2 separate regions of the Homo sapiens genome follow, and region 1 is linked to region 2. The links are chromatin contacts, found by Hi-C or POLR2A ChIA-PET in ENCODE. All regions are on one chromosome and are shown on one strand. Each heading gives the region's core, a stretch centred on a gene start or an enhancer-like site at or near the end of the contact. The rest is flanking DNA. Distances are from core to core; before and after follow the strand shown. Region 1 has its middle 190 kb from the start of LINC01370. Region 2 has its middle 19 kb from the start of LINC01370.

Region 1 (6,389 bases), core at 2,935-5,434, 210 kb before region 2:
CAGCTGATGGTAAGTCGCAATGTGCTAGAGGGACAGGTTGTGGTAAGGCAGCCAGAGTCTCTCCGGCCTGTCCTCACTCACCAGTTGTGATGTCTTAGGCTACACAGAACAAAGTTTTAATGCCACTGGACTCGACCATTCTACAGCATTGCAGTGCTAATCTCTGATAACAGATTACCAGATTTCAACATAAAGTGAAACCTTGTTAATAAAATCTGAATCAATCTTAGATATTTTCCTCTTGGGGTGGCTCTCATCTCATCCTAATCTTTCCTAGCTCACAGATAAGGGAGCTAAGAGAGGGGTCTATGTGCTACTGTCTCTCACTTTCCATCAGTTCTTCTAGCATGACCACCTGAAATCACCATGTTATATATTTACATGTTACATATATATTTATATATATATATATATAATATAAACAAAATGCAGGATTTGGGATAGTATAATATAAACATAATATAAAGATAAATACAAATATGAAATATTTGCTTGTTTTTTCTTTGCTTTCTTCACTACAATGCCCATTCCATGAGAAGAGCCATTTTGTCTATTTTGTTCACACCTAAATTGCCAGTCTTCAGAATAGTATCTGCACGTAGTAGATGTTACATCAATGACTATGGAGTGCATGGACGGATATCTGATTCTGGTTTCCAGAAAGTCTTTCACTGACCTTTCTTTTGCCATCTTACAATGTAAGATTCTACCTGGGATTCAAACCTGAATCTTCCCCACACAATTCTTAATTTCCTTCTCACATATTGAAATTCTACTTTTGGTCAGTATTTTTCAAGCCAGTGGCCATTCTCTACCGTGCCTAGTGACATTCCTAGGGGTATTTGCACAGCCAGATGAAGTCTGAGGTTCCTTAAAAGGCATTTGACCTCCATCTATTAAGAGCATCCTGTGTGTGGGTGTTTTTTTGTTTTTATTTAGACAGAGTCTCACTCTGTCGCCCAGGCTGGAGTGCAGTGGCAGGATCTCGGCTAATTGCAACCTCCGCCTCCCAGGTTCAAGCGATTCTCGTGTCTCAGCCTCCTGAGTAGCTGGGACTACAGGTGCACACCACCATGCCTGGCTAAGTTTTTGTATTTTTAGTAGAGATGGGGTTTCACCATGTTGGTCAGGCTGGTCTCGAGCTCCTGACCTGAGGTGACCTGCCCGCCTCAGCCTCCCAAAGTGCTGAGATTACAGGCGTGAGCTACCATGCCTGGCCAGTGGTTTTTATCTTTCATTTCTTTTTTAATATGGTGCATCACATTGATTGGTTTGCATATGTGAAACCAACATTGAATCTTAGGGATAAATCCCACTTGGTCATGGTGTATAATTTTTTTTATGTATTACTGAATTCAGTTTGGTAACATTTGAGGATATTCATCAGAGATATTGGCTGGTTCTTGCCATTCACACACAATGGTCACTACTTGAGGAATGAATATGTTAATTTGTTTGACTGTATAAATACATTTATGTATCTGTTATATATTTAATTTGTATATCTTATATATGTATATATGTATATCTTATATATGTAATTTGTTTCACTATTGTATGCATATCAAAACATGATGTTATATACTTTAAATATATAAAATTTTTATTTTAGAAAGGGCACATGATCTGGTTAGCATGAATCCCATCCAGGTGCTGAACACAGGTCTGCCTCAAGAAAGGGACTCAGATCTGTTAAGCCCTTCCTCTTTCCCTCCTACTCCCCAGGCTAGGCCAGCCACTTTCTTCCCTTCTGCTGTCAGTCATCCTCTCACTGGATGTCATGTTCACTAATGATTGATGCCACTCCCAATGATCTATGGCCTTTCATACAGCATTCCATACATTTTGAGCATCTACTCTATAATCACTGTGTTAGGGGTTACATGTACAACAAATGAGTCAAACAGTCCCTCAGTCCAAGGAGCTTAGAGAGGGTTTCAAGTTTTTATAATCATGGTCCACAGTAAATATATGTAGACAATCCAGTATACATGGACACACACATAGACATACTGTTTCAAAGTTATATGAAACTATACTTGCCTGGTGATATTTTCCATTCTATTCTAGAGTGGTTTATTTTATTTTATTTAATTAAAAGACCTGGTTATGACCCACTAAATTGACCTCACTACCCTGTTATGATTTTCAGTGAGTACAATTTATTAGGTGCAATTAGAAAACCTTTGCTCTAGAAAAGGAGTTTCCTAGAGTCATTATAATAGAATAAGAAGCATGAACAAGGAAATGGAAGCCAGAAAATAAGTGTGACTCCTTCTAGAAAGATATCTTCTAGGGCTATGCTTCTAAAACTCTAACATGCACATGAAGCCCCCTGAGACTTATTTAAAATGAAGACTCTTATTCAGGAGCAGGGGAGTAATGCCTTAGATTCTGTTTCTTAATATACTTTCAAGAGATGCTCGTGATGCTAGAGCATGGACCACATTTGGAAAAACAGGTTTAGGAAGTAATGTTAAAAGGATGACCAGGAATTATCCAGAGGATAGAGGGAGACAGGAAGGGCAACGTGGTAGAAAGAAGCACATTAGCAATGTTTCCATGGGTTGCATGAGGAATAGAGAGCATCCACATGGTCTTAAAATTATCTATGTGTGGCCGGGCGCGGTGGCTTACGCCTGTTATCCCAGCACTTTGGGAGGCCGAGGCGGGCGGATCACGAGGTCAGGAGATCGAGACCATCCTGGCTAACACGTGAAACCCCGTCTCTACTAAAAACACAAAAAATTAGCCGGGCGCAGTGGCGGGCGCCTAAAGTCCCAGCTACTGGGGAGGCTGAGGCGGGAGAATGGCGCAAACCAGAGAGGCGGAGCTTGCAGTGAGCCCAGATCGCACCACTGCACTCCAGCCTGGGCGACAGAGCAACACCCCGTCTCAAAAAAAAAAAAAAAAAAAAAAAAAAAAAAAAAAAAAAAAAAAAAAAAAAAAAAAATTACCTATGTGTGTGTTACCATGAAAGATAGGGCCTGTCTCTAGCAGTAAGGAGTTAACTAGGACAGCAACAAACCACGGTTTTTGCACAAGGGCAAATTGAGGAAAAGGGAAGCAAAATTTGCAGGTCATCCTTTAAAAATAAATTATGTTTTCATTTTTATTATGAAACACAATATTAGCAACTGCAATTAGAACTCTTATATTTCTCTTTCATGGGTAGGAGGTGGGTAGGGCTGGAGATGAGTAGAACCCTAAACTCAGCAGCAGGTGCTGCACTGTCTGACCACAATGCTGAGACTTGGAGCACATTTTAAAACCTGGGTGGGCTTGGAGGGAGCTGTGGGTTGAGCAGTTTGAGGTTGGAGGTGGCAAATTTTGTGTCAAGATAAAAAAAAATAGCCTCCTATCCTGTGATTCCTAGGTACCAGGGAACAGATTTTAGAGAGAGGAGGTTCTGATTTGAGTTACAAAGAATGAGGTGGGAACAGGGAGGTGGAAGCAAAATACTAAGGGAATGCTTGAATTTCCCTCTTTACCCCCACCTGTACGAGAATTGAGGACTGGACTCCTCATGCCCCCTTTTCCAATCAGTGGTTTTCTTTGTCTTACCATCCCCTTCTCCCGGGTCACTCAAAGAAACTCTTATAAGCTTGGTAAGCACCAGTTTAAATGCCACATTCCCAGTGTCAGCCTGGGTTTGTGACTCAGCCTTGTGGTGAGGACAGAAACTGAAGTCCCATCTGGCAGGGACGATGGGAGAACTGATTGAAGTTCATGGCTCCAGACAGATTTCTCAGCACAACAACTTGAATATGTAGAGCCCGGTAACTTAGATGTTCCTGTGTTCTTTATTTAGTCCATGCTCATTTACTCACTACTGTCATTGGAAAGGCCTTGCTTTAGAGGCAGTGATTATGATGGTCCCTCCAACAAACCCAGTTCCAGCTACCAGTGAGCTTACGGTTTCATGCAACTATGGTATATTTTGGGCGGAATCCTAACATAAAGTGCTCCAAATGTGGTGTGTATTCTACTTTTTACTCCTAACTGGATTGGGAAGTTCATTAAACAGAGCTTTCCTGTTCTCCCTTTGTTCATAAAGAATGATTGAAGAAGTCCAGCTTGTATAAAAAGAATTTGTCCTCATGAAGATGAAGAAAACATGTTTGCGATCCTAACCCAGATCCCGAGGCCTGGCCAGCATGTGCTCACACGGACACTGACTCCTGGCATACTTATCCACTGTTTGAGTTGGCTGGGCTACAATGAAGAGAGCCCAGCACTTGGAGTTTGAAATATTATTTTCTTCCTTAAAATGTGGCTGGAACATACCACAACAGAGTTATCTCCTCGAATGTGGTCCCACTCTGTCATATAAATGAGTTCAAAAGCCTGACAGTGCCAAACCCAAGAGTTTTACACATCTAATTATTTTTTAAAGCCCAAACAAGTAGATTTTTAAAAGCTATTTAGAGCCTACCTGCTTTGCATGACCCAAGAAAACTCATGCAATTGCTCACACCTTGATAAAATGGGGCCTAGTAATTACAAGGACCCCCAACCCATTATTGCCTTTTGGTTTTCTGTCCCAGAGGCTCACCGCTGTGCTGCTGAGTGACACAACTTAGACACGTAAGCCCCTCTCTGATATCCCCTCTTCAGGTAGTTCCCTGTCCCTCCTTCTCTTCTGGGTGATGGCCCCTTCCCTATAAGCCTCTGATAGTCTAGTGCTATGAGGCACTTCCCCTGTCATGTGATCCTGGGCAAGTGCCACCAAAAAAACTTGTATGTTACTGCCTCTCATGGTCATATTTTTTCCCTCATCAGCCCTCAGATCCCTTGATCCTCTTACAGACTCCTATCCCAGATCCACTGAGTCAAAATATTTGGGGAGGGGTGCCTGGAAATGTGCAGTTTTTAAGAACCTCCCCAGGAGATGTGTGTTTCTGTCTGTGTGTACATGCACGTGTCCGCATGAGCACTAAAATTTGAGAACCATCAGTTAGAAGATTTGGCTTGCATCCTGCCTCTGGCACTTGTTATTTGACTTTTGGGAAATTTGCATTCACTCCCTGACCATCAATTTTTTTTGCCTGTGTAAGGTTAAGATGATGATGTGTGTATCAGAGAGATCTGTAGAGACAAAATGTGATGGGGTGCATGAAGTGATTAGAGAATGGTCCACGCATAGGTGTGGTATCTGCATCTTTCTTCCTGTTCCTGCTTCTTTCTGACACTCTTTGGACCTAGCTCTTGTCATCCTAAAATAATCTCTTTCTTACATGAATTTTTGATTCATCTGGGCCTTGTCAGTGTACCAATTCTCTTGTAAATTTATTTGACATACTACTATGCCTACCTGACTTTAAATCTTTTAATTTTCCTGTTCCTCTGCTATTAGATCTCCCATGTAACTGCATTATCTAATGCTATAAAGTGTCCGAGAGCCAGAGTCAGATGACAAATGCTGCACGAGGTACATTTGTATTGTATTGTTACAGTCCTTATCACTAAATTCAGATGGGACCCAAATGCTATTTTTATATAAGATTTTGTTCAGTTCTACTCCAGTGTCTACTGGAGATTTCTGGTTTTGCTAAGTACATTTTTCTCCCTCCTTTCTTAGAATCATCTACTGAAATATAATTATTTTTAGCAACTTTGCTGAGTTGTTTGCAGTTTTGTATGTAAGTCTTTGTTCTCTGGGGACATAATAAATACATGGCCCAGTGTCCCAGTGAATGCAAGGAGAGAAGTGTGAAGTCAAGGTGTGATTCCCTAGTCATGGTTGCTAAATGAGATCATTTACCAAAGGTGCCTTTGTTCACTGTAGAAATCTTTAACCCCTGATGCTTGGATCTTGTATCTTGTTTTTTGTTTTTTTTGTTTTGTTTTGTTTTGTCTTTTTCTTAACATTGAACACTCTCGTCCAAAGAAGATGTCTCTGCCTTTATTTAATCTCTACTCCTCACTCTTCTCCAAATTTTATTAAAAGACACAGCAGGCACCAAATACACATGAAATATCAAGAATTATTTTTCCTTCTAAGGTCAAGGCCAGAGACAGATGCAATGGAAACCCAAAAATAAAATTACATGTGAATTTGACTGTAACACAATGTGACTAGAGTGGGGAAAATGATAATGTAACTCCGGTTTCGTATGTTAACATTGATAGTGAGCAACTAGGAGGTGACTCATATGAAAGTATGCTGGCAGAAGTCAGTTTGTGTAGTTCCAGGGATATGGGTAAATAAAAAGATGAGTTTGAACTATAAAATTGTTGAATGAGGATAGGCAGATATAAAGCACAAATATGGGAATCTCATTTAGAGAAACAAATTGGGTGGCCACTATGAAAAATGACCAGTAAAGAAAGATTTTTAAGATGGGTAGTTCTAGAAACTTGACTGGCAAAAAAAGAAACACTCCACA
Region 2 (6,231 bases), core at 2,279-4,778:
ACTTTTCAAATTGTACTTTATGTTCACATCTTAAGTTCAAGTAGTGTTAATTCTTTATTTACCACCTCAAATGCAGACTGTTTTTGCATGATTTGGAGTTTTGTCTGATCCTTTTACTTTTTCTTATGTCATTTTTAAGACTTGTCTTTGAAGATTACTTTGTAGGTGTATTTTATAGCCAATTAAATATATTTTAAAATATTTTTCAGTTTACTCATCCATGAATGAGTAAACTGGACATTTATCAAGAGCTGGTGTTTGTCAATAAGGGTACATGGTCTTCATTTGTGAAAAGAAACTCATTTAGATATTAAGGTTTATTAGCTTATTGTTCATTTCCTTACTCTCTTCCACGGGAGGAGTATATTTCCCTTCCCCAGAAGACAGGTTAATTGTACAATAACTAGAACAACTTCCAATATCATATTGGAAAATAATCAACTTTCATATTATTGAGCTCTGCTGCAGAGGTGGCTTTTTCAACTCCAACTGCCATTCTGAAGAAAAGAAATGCACAACAAACTACTACCTCTGCAATATACTGTTACCATGAGTTTTCCTGTCCACATTCTTGCCAAAGCAGTGTAATTTTTCAGTGTACCATGGCAATATGTGCTAAGAGCTCTTCTTTTCTAATTATCTGGTTGTTTTCTGGAAGTCAAAGTCTCCAAAAGTTGTAATAAGAAAATAAAAATACTTTGTCTCACCAGCTGGGTGCTATGGCTCACACCTGTAATCCCAGCACTTTGCGAGGCTGAGGCGGGTGGATCACAAGGTCAGGAGTTCGAGACCAGCCTGGCCAATATGGTGAAACCCTGTCTTTACTAAAAATACAAAAATTAGCCAGGCATGGTGACGGACGCCTGTAGTCTCAGCTACTCGGGAGGCTGAGGCAGGAGAATCACTTGAACCCGGGAGGCGGAGGTTGTAGTGAGCCGAGATCGAGCCACTGCACTCCAGCTTGGGAGACTGAGTGACACTCTGTCTCAGAAAAAAAAAAAAAAAGAAAGAAAGAAAGAAAGAAAAGACCTTGCCTCAAAAAGGTAGCATTCATAGAAGAATTCTCCAGTTTTTTTCCTTGTTTCAGACTTTTCTGGGTATTCGTTTGTTTGTTTGTTTGTTTCAACAGTAACTGTGGGTTCACTAAGGTTGGACTTTCTCACCCCAGGCCCATTTGAATTCATCCTATGTGGGTTTTGGTCATTGTATGCCCTTTACTGTTCTTCATTTGTGTTTTATATATTGGATTAGAGAGCTGCATTAAGAACTTCTAGTTACATGCCATTTAAATTGAAGAAGGTTCTTATGTGTCTAACTAATAAAATTTCCCTCTCTCTTAGAATATTCTGTATTTTGTACTTTTTACTGGGTCAAGGATACTGTTTTCCTTGTTGTCATAAATTATTGCAATTTAACTCTATATAAATATAGATTTTTAAAAATAAAATTTGGGTGGAATACAGGATTTTAGAAGCTGTGGCTCTCTGATGTTTCCAAGGATTCAGTGTGGGTCACCAAGAGAGCATTTATTCTAATAATTTATTGTAAAAATATTCAAACTTGCAGCAAAGTTGAAGTAATTTTGCAGGGAACAGACTTGTACCTACCATCTATATTTTGCCTTTAACATTTTTTTTCTACTTGTTTTATCACGTCTGTCCATCTATCCATCAATTAATTTATCACAGTTTTGGATGCATTTCAAAGTAAATTGAGAAAACTAGTATACTTCTTCTTAAATAGTTCTGTATAAATATTATTAGAGTTCATTATTAGTTTACTTTTTTCTTTATGTAAAAACTTACATGTAAGGTACATATACATTTATTGAGTTTTGCAAACACATACACGTGTGTAACACAGACCCCTATCAAGTTACAGAATATTGCCATCACCCTCTTACTCTTTCAAAAAGTACAATTTCAGGATATTATAATCTGACAAAGTTAGAAAGGAGGCAATTTCCTCCAGAAATACCCCCAAGGCTAACTCAGTTTCCCCACTACATTTATGTGCTGGTAGAAAAGGAACTCTTTCTTCCCTGCAGTTTCTTAGATTTTGTACTTTTGCCACAGAAGTTAGTGCTTGGGAGTGTGGAGAGTAAAGAGCCAAATGGAAACAGAAAAAGCCATGTCATCATTAAAAATAAACAGAGACACAAATATGTCAGAGGGCAGAGGCAGACACTTCATTGTGCAAGTGATTTATGAGGAAGCTAATTTTAAACAAGCCTGGGCTGCGTGGTGCCTTTCAGCCAAACAAACAGGCAAAGCGCCCTTTCGACAGCAGCCGAGAGCTGCTGATCTCCTCAAGGAATAATCTCATTTTCTTGGTGGTGTAAAAGGCACTAAGTGGCTGTTTTCTGTCTAAGGAAACCCGGCTGAGTCACTGAAGGCAGGCCCTGTTAAATGCCAGAGAGTAACAAGACAAAGACCTGCCTTCTACAAGTTAAACCCACAAAACAAAACACTGACACATTAACAACAAATCAAGCAGGTTTCCCTCTGTTTATTCCATGTCCTACATTTCTTTTCCCTTAAAATGGCACTAGGATATGAGAGAGAGGGATTGGCCACCCAGGAAATTAGTACATGGCTCTCTGGCCTGGCTATTCATGTCTGCTTTGTAACACAGATCAGGCAGGCACTGAGAGTTATCCCTGGGGGAGCCAGCCAAGGAACTGAGAATGTAGAAACAGGAGAGGCAAGCGGGCCAGGCTCACATGTGGAGGAGACATTGCAAAGCTGTACAAGGCAGCCAGCCTAGGATTAGTAGAATCTATCTTTAGATTGGAGGCCTTAGGCTATTAGTTTTCTCTGCCTTCAGGTTTGAGCCTTTTCCAAATGCCAATGCTGAAAAATCTGTAGTTCAATAGTCTGCTGCATGGGAAATTCTTATAGCCAAGCACATTTAGGTGTGTGTGTGTGTGTGGTGTGTGTGTGTGTGTGTGGTGTGTAGGGATTGATTGTCAGCAGTAATTTCAGTGAATGAACATTTAATACGGACCCTCAATATATAAGGTTCAAAAGCCACATGAAAGGTATAAAAAGATTGAGGTGCTAGATTAAAGAGAGAATTTCTTTGGGAAAATGTGTTGGAGTATTTTTCCTACTGCCATTCCAAGAAGGGGTGGGTAGGGGATGTGGTCCCCTTGCCTCAAGTCTAGTGAGAGAGGCTGGAAAAACCCAATTAGGGAGTTAGATTGCTTCCTTTGGATGTAATGAATAGTGCGGATGTTTCACAGGGTTCCAACAACTAGTGAGGCCCGAGCACTGACAAATGAGAACTGAAATCATTTGTGCATTTGGAGTCAGCTCTTGCAGGGTCTGGCTTTGCCAAGTATTTTCTTTTAGGTTCCTGAATAGTGGGAGGTCTGGAGGTCCTGGGAAGAGGCTGAGGAGGCAAGGGTATTGGCAGAGGATTTGACGGGAGCTCAGAGCAGAAGTTATTTACCAATTGTTACAAGAGGACTTCAAACATGCAAAGCCAGTTCGCCCTACTAGGGCATACCAGTTAACTAGCAGACCTGAACAGCGGATGGAGTAGGGGCTGCTGGGGTTACAGAGTACCTGCACTTCTGCCAAGCACTGGTAAAGGTGCATGTTTCCCATGGAGATGTCAGCCATATGAGCAGGAGGAAGAGAACTGGCCCTTATCACCTTAAAGGGACTTTACCCAAGAAGGTTGTCTGGAAGGGAGATAGGACAACAGTTGAGACATTATATGGTGGAGAAGAAACCCCCAAAACCAAGGTGCTTTTATGCTATAAACTCTCTCAGCAGTCTTTGGCAATAGATGACCCCTTCTTAGGTTACTGTTTTTAAGTACATAAATTAAATCCATAGAATTGCCAAAGGAATCCTCTTTAAGTAGAGTTATCAAAATATTTCAAAATTTTTATAACATTAAATAACCAGATTTAGCATCAGTCCTAATAACTATCATTATTTTCATAATTTTAAAACATTGATAAGTGTAAACAACATTTTGAAATACCTTCACAATTGCAATGTAATATGAAACGATCTGTATATGGGTGCTCATCAATTAAGGTATTTTTAAGCCTCCACCTCTTTTCTCTCCTGGCTTCAACCAGGAGGTTCGAAGTCAACACCAGGCTGTGGTAGGGGATGGAAGGAGACAACAGAGTAGAAAAGACAAAGTCCCTCTTTCCCCATCAGTGGATTTCCAACCTATTGCAGGTTCAAGTGAAGGGACAGGCTTTAACTTTGAGTGAAACTCAGAATTTCAAATATTACACTGGACTCGGGATATTCATCAGTGAACAGACACTATTTTAGGCAACTAAAATGCCTGGAGTTTCTTTGGTTATTTCAGAGGGAATCTGGAAGCTGTGTGGTCTTTTCTGCCCAGGAGTTCATCCAGGGTTAGGGAAAGGTCTGATCCATGGCACAGGTTTGAGTGAGCAATTACGGGGGAAATGAAGTTGCTTTGGTATTGCATCCTGTGAGTCCTGCTGGTCCAATGTACTAATCCCATGAAGATGTAAGGTGTGTGTGTGCGTGTGTGTGTGTGAGTGTGTGTCTGTGTGTATGTGTGTGTGTGTGCAATTAAAAAAATAAACACTTTCTCTGCCTGAAAAATAGTACGTTATGGTGAGTAGGAGCATGGTCAATGAAACAAAACTGCCTGTGAAAAAATTCTAGTTGGACCACTTACTGCAAAACCTTGAGTAATTTCCTTAACCCCTCTTTGTCTTAGTTTACTCATCTGTAAAATGAGGCTATTGATAATGTTATATGTAGCCCATAAGGATAAAAACATGATTAAATGTGTTAATTTACACAAAATTCTTAGAACACTGCCTGGTGATATTCAATTATAAGCTATGTTGTTATCGTTGTTGTTGTTAATTGAATTACTTTTCCCCCTGACATTTGCAATGGCCTCTCAGGAACCTCTGTTGAATCCTAGAAATCTGAAAAGTAAGAGTTGGATACCACAATTTTAGAACATCTGTATTTCCTTCCTAGAGGTTGGGTATTTTGGCTAATTCTACACTCCATGCTCTAGTGAAAGAAATGTCTCAACCATCTGGAACATCTGTGTCCCCAGCACTTCCCAAGAGACTACACCTGACCAACCACCTCCCGGGCAGGCTCTAGGTCATAGTCCAGGCATTTTTGTTGTTTCATCATCTCAGATAAAAGCTGTCATGAACCCACTATGCTGTAAGATAAAACCTTCAGAAGCTATTTATGTAGAAAGTAGTTGTTAAATATTGCAGGTAGCTAAGGGCCTTTTCAGTTGCTAAGGGAGGTGTTATACTTAAATTTCAGCAACAACAAACCAAACAGCTGTGGATACACCTGATGTGTGGATAGATGTTTCTGGCAGTTGTGGTGGAATCGAAAGATTATTGGGCCAGGGTCAGGCAATCTTGGATTTAAAATACTGTTTATCACTCACCAACTGAGTGAAATTTAGTATGCTCCTTAATGTCTCTGAAACTTAGTTTCCTTTTAAGCATAATCCGGATAACAAATAATTTCTTTGTGCAGTTGTCAGAATTACATGAGATAAGGCTTAGGTGTTCAGTTGGTGTTGACACATTCCCTCCACCCTTTACATGAGAGGAATGCTATTCAGATGCCAGCTGCAGATCTCTGTTCCACTGGAGAGGAAGCTAAACATGACTCAACCTCCCTTCTTCCCACCTAATGGGTTCAATGGTCTGTGGAAGTCTTAACACTCTTCAGTATTCCTTGTGAATTCCGTGTGAGGGGATGGAAATGGAGAGTCATATTCCTCCAGGTGGCTCAGCATTGTAGGGTCTTATGTCCAAGCATGCTATCTTTGTATCACATCACTTTACCCAGTAGAAATGATCAGCCCTCTCTTTAGTTTTCACAAACAAGGACAGGATCTCTATCTATTCTTGTGCTGCATTAATCAGTTACATATATTGTGTTAAAAACACAGAAGGCAAAGTGGAGTGGATGCTCACTTTCTGGCAACACAATAACTCATCATTCTTACATACCTTTTGGCCGTCCTGTCACTGTTAACAGTCCCTGGGCCCCCCAAATATAATCACATATACTCCCCATTTTGTTAGATCTTCTCCCCTTCTCATCCTCATCTCTTTTCTTTATGCCACCTTGAGCAACTATCAGCAACAGCCAACATGATTCCCCTGTTGCTACTGTAGAGTAGCTTCCCACAGTCTTTGATATCCTGATACTTACTGCTATTCCTGCTTGTGAGTGT

Evidence for each region. A loop is a pair of places that touch in the nucleus more often than their neighbours do. ChIA-PET counts read pairs that join two places held with the same protein, here RNA polymerase II (POLR2A). Pooled maps may share reads with other maps.
Region 1: a map of Right ventricle myocardium inferior shows a loop between it and region 2 (2.4-fold over the local background). The contact joins two enhancer-like sites. A Hi-C loop is called at or near these places in 1 of 168 maps with a recorded cell type or tissue (Right ventricle myocardium inferior) and 3 of 50 pooled maps. POLR2A ChIA-PET finds 5 or more read pairs at or near these places in 1 of 52 experiments (activated CD8-positive, alpha-beta memory T cell).

The regions. Positions count from the first base shown.
Region 1 is chr20:40,189,571-40,195,959 of GRCh38, reverse strand. No RefSeq gene overlaps it. Among named protein-coding and RNA genes, the nearest start is that of LINC01370, 190 kb to the right of the region's middle. Within about 2 kb of position 4,184, at least 4 of the 41 ENCODE cell types and tissues checked have a DNase peak (open chromatin) inside an H3K27ac peak, as active enhancers do.
Region 2 is chr20:39,982,758-39,988,988 of GRCh38, reverse strand. No RefSeq gene overlaps it. Among named protein-coding and RNA genes, the nearest start is that of LINC01370, 19 kb to the left of the region's middle. RefSeq lists an enhancer at 2,496-3,199. Within about 2 kb of position 3,528, at least 19 of the 41 ENCODE cell types and tissues checked have a DNase peak (open chromatin) inside an H3K27ac peak, as active enhancers do.